Regions from separate parts of the Mus musculus genome. Here region 1 is linked to region 2. A link is a contact called in ENCODE Hi-C or POLR2A ChIA-PET data. All regions are on one chromosome and are shown on one strand. The core of a region is the stretch at or near the end of the contact, and the rest is flanking DNA. Distances in the headings are between cores, read along the strand shown.

Region 1 (2,700 bases), core at 19-2,518, 45 kb before region 2:
CTGAACTAAGTGTACAGTGGTTGGATGTCAGGTAAGGATGGGGTTCAGAGAATGAAGCCGGCATTTCTGGGGCGGGTGGGGGGGGGGTGAGGCAGTAAAGACTTGAGGCCTGGCATGACTACACCTAGGAGGGGTCTGGCGCAGAGCCAATGCCTGAGGCCTGAAGCTACATCTGCTCTCCCTAGAGACCTAGTAAAGTTGCTGCAAGGCCCCTGGAGACGGACAGGTGTTTATACCCTTCCCAAGATGCAGAAGAAGTTCAAAGATGGCAGCAGCTGTGGAGGAACTCTGTAACTCACAGACACAAGTCCTGGCTCTGTCACTGTGTCAGACCAGGTACGTCCCCCCACGAAATCTGCTCATTCTTAGGGATGCCCCCCCAAAAAACCCAAAACACCAACAAAAACTAAGATAAAACAAAACAAAAAAAACTGTAAATAAAAATATCGGGATCTATGCCAAAGCACTTTATAGTAGTTGTCACTGTGTGTAGTACTGTTCTAGAAATACAGCTGCGGAATGGAGCAGGCATCCTACCTCCCTGTTCCTGCACCTTCCTCCGGGGCAGGTGCTCACACTGGACTGCAGTGAAGAAACTCTGAGAGCAGGTGGCACACTTCAGAACCCCCGGGGGGGGGGGGGAGAGAGAGAGAGAGAGAGAGAGAGAGAGAGAGAGATGCTCCAAATACCTCATTCCCTCCTCCCTTCTCTGTGGTTGCAGCGGCTCCTTATCTGTCCAAACCGGTTTTGCCCAGGTACTCGCATGGCCATATTCAGGCAATTGTACTTGAAATTCCTGCAGCTGCTACAGGGTGTAGGTAACCTGGCTGGGATTTGCCTAGAGCAACTGTACCTGTCATCTCCCCAGTGATGTGAACACTCTTGAGGAGGGTCGGTCCTGCCTCTCTTACAGAGAGCTCCCCCTGTGTCCCTATAACTATAGAACGCAGGATCTGCAAAGGAAACCTCTAAGAAGCTTGCCACCAAGCAGAGAGCCTCTGGGCGAGTCTGGCGAGCCAACTGGGCCCAATGCCCCTCTGTCTAAGTACTTTACACTCAAGTCCTGCCACTTCCTATGTAACATGGACCACATTGGCCTTAGGCGAGCTCATCACTGAGATGCGAAGGAGTGCTTCCACGAGCCCTCCTGGCCACCCTGAACTCGTGTGGCAGCTGCGGGACCCGTAGCGGGTGGACTTTGGGAACCTCCAGGGGGCGACCAGCCCTGGGAAGGCATCTCCGGCCGCGCGCCGCGCCCGTCCAGCTTGTGACTTCACCGGGCGCCCGGAGCCAACGCGGCACCGAAGGCCGGGTCCCCGCCCACGGCCCCGGCCGCAGGTGCCAGGAGCCCGAGGGGGCAGCGCCTGGACGCGCGGGGCTGGGGACCGTCAGGCGCCCGGACTGCACTCCCGCCTCTGCCTCCGCCTCCTCTTTGTAGCGAGTCCCCGGTCGGTCCTCCCCGCCCCCCGCGCGGCCCGCCGCCCGCCTTTCTTCCTGCCTCGCCTTCCTGCGGCGCGGCGGCCTCATCTATTATAGATGCTCGGCCGCGGCTGACATCAGCCAGCGGCCTCCCGAGCGCGCGGTCCCCAGCCCGGCCCAGCCGCCTGCCGCCGCCCGCGCCCAGCCCCACCGCCCGCTTTCTGTATGACTGTCACAAAGGTAAGCAGCGCAGATCGTCGCCACGCTGGGGACCCGCGGGTGCTACAACCCCCCGGGCAGGGACTTGAGGGGCTTAGGAAGGGATCGCGCGCGCGCGCGCGCTCCAGCTCCCAGGAGTCGCTCGGCCCCCAGGGGACTACGGGATGCCGGGAGGGGATGCTCCTTTGCAGCTATCCTGGACGGTGTGGACCACATCACTGTGCGCCCCGGGACTGCATTTTTAACTCTTGTGGAAGGTGCTGCAATTTTAACCCCTGGAAAGCTGCTTCGGGCTGGCTGGCGCTCTGGGTGTCTGTCCCTCAGTGTCACGCGCCGTAAGGACTGAGGGATCCATGCTGATGATGCAGGGATGGGCTGGCCATGCTAGTCAGACACACAAGGGAGCTGAACCCCACCTGCCTGTCTTTGCCATTTACCCCAGAAGCCTGGGCCTGACTCCAAAGCTACCCTGTAGAGGCGCTGCCGGATCCCTGAGTGGCTGCCAGAGACAGGGAAGGTTCTACTGCATGGGGTGGGATGGGCAGGGAGTGTGACAGAGAGGAGCAGGTAGGCATCCTGGCAGACCCCAGTTTGGAAGAGGTTCTTGGACTTGTCACAGGAGCCCGGGTTTGTTGAAGAACTTTTTTGGGGACGTCTTCCCTGCCAATGGAAGAATGGAGTTAAGAGGAGAGACCGTTGGGGCAGTGGGATAAGCCCTGGGCCAAGGCAGATTTGAGTCTCTCTACGGAGAAGGGCTAGGCCTAGTTTGGGCTTAGGTTTCCTTTTCTGCAATGGGATAAGATGAGCCTTGGTAGTGGTGGGACAAACAAGTGAAGAGTATGAACTGTACTCTTCCCAGGTTCTGTTGGAGTGCTGACCTCACACCCTGGCATCGGCCTTAGCCGTGGATTTGGCCGTCTATACACCTTAGGCCAGACTCCATCTTTCCCAGATGCTCAGCTGGCTCTCACAGCTGAGGAGGTAGAAGCCAAGCAGGCCAGGCAGCCTGCTGTGGTCAAAGCCTTACAGAAAGGCTGGGCGGTCCATTCTAGACCCTTCTAA
Region 2 (2,700 bases), core at 56-2,555:
ACACACACACACACACACAAACACACACACACACACACACACACACACACACACACACACACACACACACACACACACGGCACATGGCTCAGCACCAGCTTCTCTACAGGCAAAGTGACTCGACGCCTACTTTCCTACCTGTGATTGACAGTGCTGAAGAGTTCTAATTATTCAGACTGCTGACGCACACTTCCTCTCCCCAACAGAGATGTCACAGCTCCCGCCAGCAAGGCTTCTCCCACTTAGTGGTAACCTTAGGGGAAGGGGCAACCAAGCCCTGTCACCAAGTACCCCAGAGACACCTTATTGCCCCCCCCCCTTTTTTTCCCACTGCCAATTGACAGGGAGCCAAGCTCTTTGTCTTTGTAGCCACAACTTGGAGGCCAACTGGCTATAGGGACCAGAGTGTAGGGTCCAGTGTGGGACCATGGAGCCAGAGAGAGATAATGTCATTCCCTCTAACCCCTGGGCGGCACAGATGCCCACTGCCCAGCATGCACATATGGTGCACCAATCATTTGAAAGGCTTCCCAACCTAGGTCTACATGACCATAGCCATTGTAGCCTTGCTGTGTACCCTGGCCTGGAGACTCCCAGAACTCATGATGCTTCAAGAGGAAGGACTCCTTACCCTGGGGGCTCTCTAAACACAGAGCTCCAGCTCTTACAGAGTGAGGAGCACTTTTCGCAGATAGATCTGCCATGCTCAACTTTTAGCCTCAGCTGTGAACTAACCTTGTTTAGAAAGTGACTCTGTATGGCCAAACGTTGAGAGTTCAAGACCAGCCAAAGCTACATAGAGAGTCCATATCAAAAAATGAAGAAATACTAGGGGCTACAGTGGCAGAGTGCTTGCTTAGCATAAATGAAGCTCGAGGTTCGGTTCCCCAGCAGAGCATTAATTAACGTGTGATATCCCACACGTGTAATCCCAACACTTGAGAGATATGGGCAGGAGGATCAGGAGTTCAAAGTTATCCTGAGCTACATATTAAATTTGAGGGCAGCCTGGGCTACATGTTCTAGAAAGAGGTGGGGGAGGCAGAGTGCCAGCATCTTTATCAAGAGCCAGTCACATAGGCGTCTTGTCTGTCACTGTACCTGAGATCTGGGAGCTGGGCCAAATAGAGAGAGGGAAAAGGACAGAGAGTGGGAGTGAGCAGGAAAAAAGGAAAGAGGGGAAGGGGGAGGCATCTGCAGCGTAGGTGATGTCAGCTGAGGCGTGCAGCTGAAGGCTCCCCAGGAGCATCTTGGGTAAATGTAGGTGTGGGAGGCTCAGGAGAGGTAGCATTCCTTGTACTGGGCATGAGCTGGGCATCTTGGCGTTGACTCTGCCTGTGTCCGGTGGGTGAGGGGAAATTAATAAGCCTCCCTCTGTAAGAGCAGATGGAGGGGCACAGAGATGTTCAGAGGCTTGCTCAGGCCACACAGCCACTCTGCAGTATGATGGGACTAGAATGTAGGTCTGTGTAGATTCCAGTCCAGGCTTGTCATCCTTCTCTTGAAGCTCCCAGGAGGCCTCACGGTGTGGTCTTCACTGGAAATAAGCATATCTCAGGACCCAGCCACTGGATGGACTGACTGACCCTGGGAGGTTATCTGAGCTATCTGCCTTCCACTGGGTGGGGCTCCCTTGAGGATGTGGGAGGGGCTGGCCTATCATCAGGCCAGGATCCTAAAGGGACTTCCTGACTACAGAACCCTGCTGGGCAGGCCAGGAACAGCATTTTGGAGCTCAGCTCTGCTCAGAAGGCCCTGGTCCCTTTTCCTGCTGTTTCCAAGGGGAACCCGGCTGGCCAAGGAGAACCAAGGCTGAGGGCGATACCAGGAGCAAGAACAGGTCTGAGGTCAGCTGTGAGGCTAGCCTTGAGACTGAGCTGTGGCTGGGCAGGAAAAAAAGGGCATGCCCGACTGGCAGAAGCTGGAATGAGCAAAGACAGCACCTTCCCGTGGAACTGGAATTTAGAATATTGTACTTTGCAGGGACAACATGATTTCTATAATTTCACAGTGGGATGGCTCTCTAAGCAGGTGACAGACCTGTAGTATATCTTTCACACCATATTTTTAAACTGATCTTTCCTCCTCCTCTTCCTCCTCCTCTTCTTCCTCTTCTTTCTTTACTTTTCCCCTCATTAGCATTCATTCACAATAGCATCTGTGACATCAAAGGTCTGGAATATGTGTTAATTTTTTTCTAATGTATTAAAATAGACATACAGCTGCTAAAATTAAACCTTCATCTCCCAGCACTTGGGAGGCAGAGGCAGGCAGATCTCTGTGAGTTCGAGGACAGCCTGGTCTACACAGTAAACTCCAGGACAGCCAGGGCTGAATATTGAGGCTCTGTCTCAAACAAAAACAAGATTCCTTCTTGACATCTTGGCTAAGACCCAGTGCAGAGCTTGTGAGCCAGGTGTGTGGTCATTGCTCAGAGGCAAAACTGAGTGCCTGCTGGGTGTCGCCCAGGCTGAGCTCACTACAAGATTGGTATGGGCTTCCCTGCAAAAGGCAGCAGCCCATAGAAGGCCCCCATAGATCCTCCGCTCACCCTCCAAATGCTTCAAAAGTCGAACCTGCTGACTGCTCAGAGCCTAGGCTGTGAACACTGGGTGCGGTCGGCTGAGGAGGGCCTTCTCCATTCTATAGGACAAGGACTCTCGAACTTCAGGGTGCTTCTGTGTCATTTGGGGGTGTGCA

Evidence for each region. A loop is a pair of places that touch in the nucleus more often than their neighbours do. ChIA-PET counts read pairs that join two places held with the same protein, here RNA polymerase II (POLR2A).
Region 1: a map of left cerebral cortex shows a loop between it and region 2 (2.8-fold over the local background). The contact joins the promoter of Coro2b here to the enhancer-like site in region 2. A Hi-C loop is called at or near these places in 6 of 37 maps with a recorded cell type or tissue (CH12.LX, Patski, adrenal gland and 1 more). POLR2A ChIA-PET finds 5 or more read pairs at or near these places in 3 of 5 experiments (Patski and embryonic stem cell).

Annotation. Positions count from the first base shown.
Region 1 is chr9:62,535,612-62,538,311 of GRCm38, reverse strand. Coro2b (coronin, actin binding protein, 2B) reads left to right here and starts at 1,268. Exons shown (of 12, transcript NM_175484.3): 1 at 1,268-1,659. The coding sequence starts at 1,645. It overlaps Gm39352 (a long non-coding RNA gene), which reads left to right. Exons shown (of 4, transcript XR_870833.1): 3 at 1-31; 4 at 186-431.
Region 2 is chr9:62,490,270-62,492,969 of GRCm38, reverse strand. The region is part of intron 1 of Coro2b (coronin, actin binding protein, 2B); the gene reads left to right. Among named protein-coding and RNA genes, the nearest start is that of Coro2b, 45 kb to the left of the region's middle. Within about 2 kb of position 1,305, at least 1 of the 3 ENCODE cell types and tissues checked has a DNase peak (open chromatin) inside an H3K27ac peak, as active enhancers do.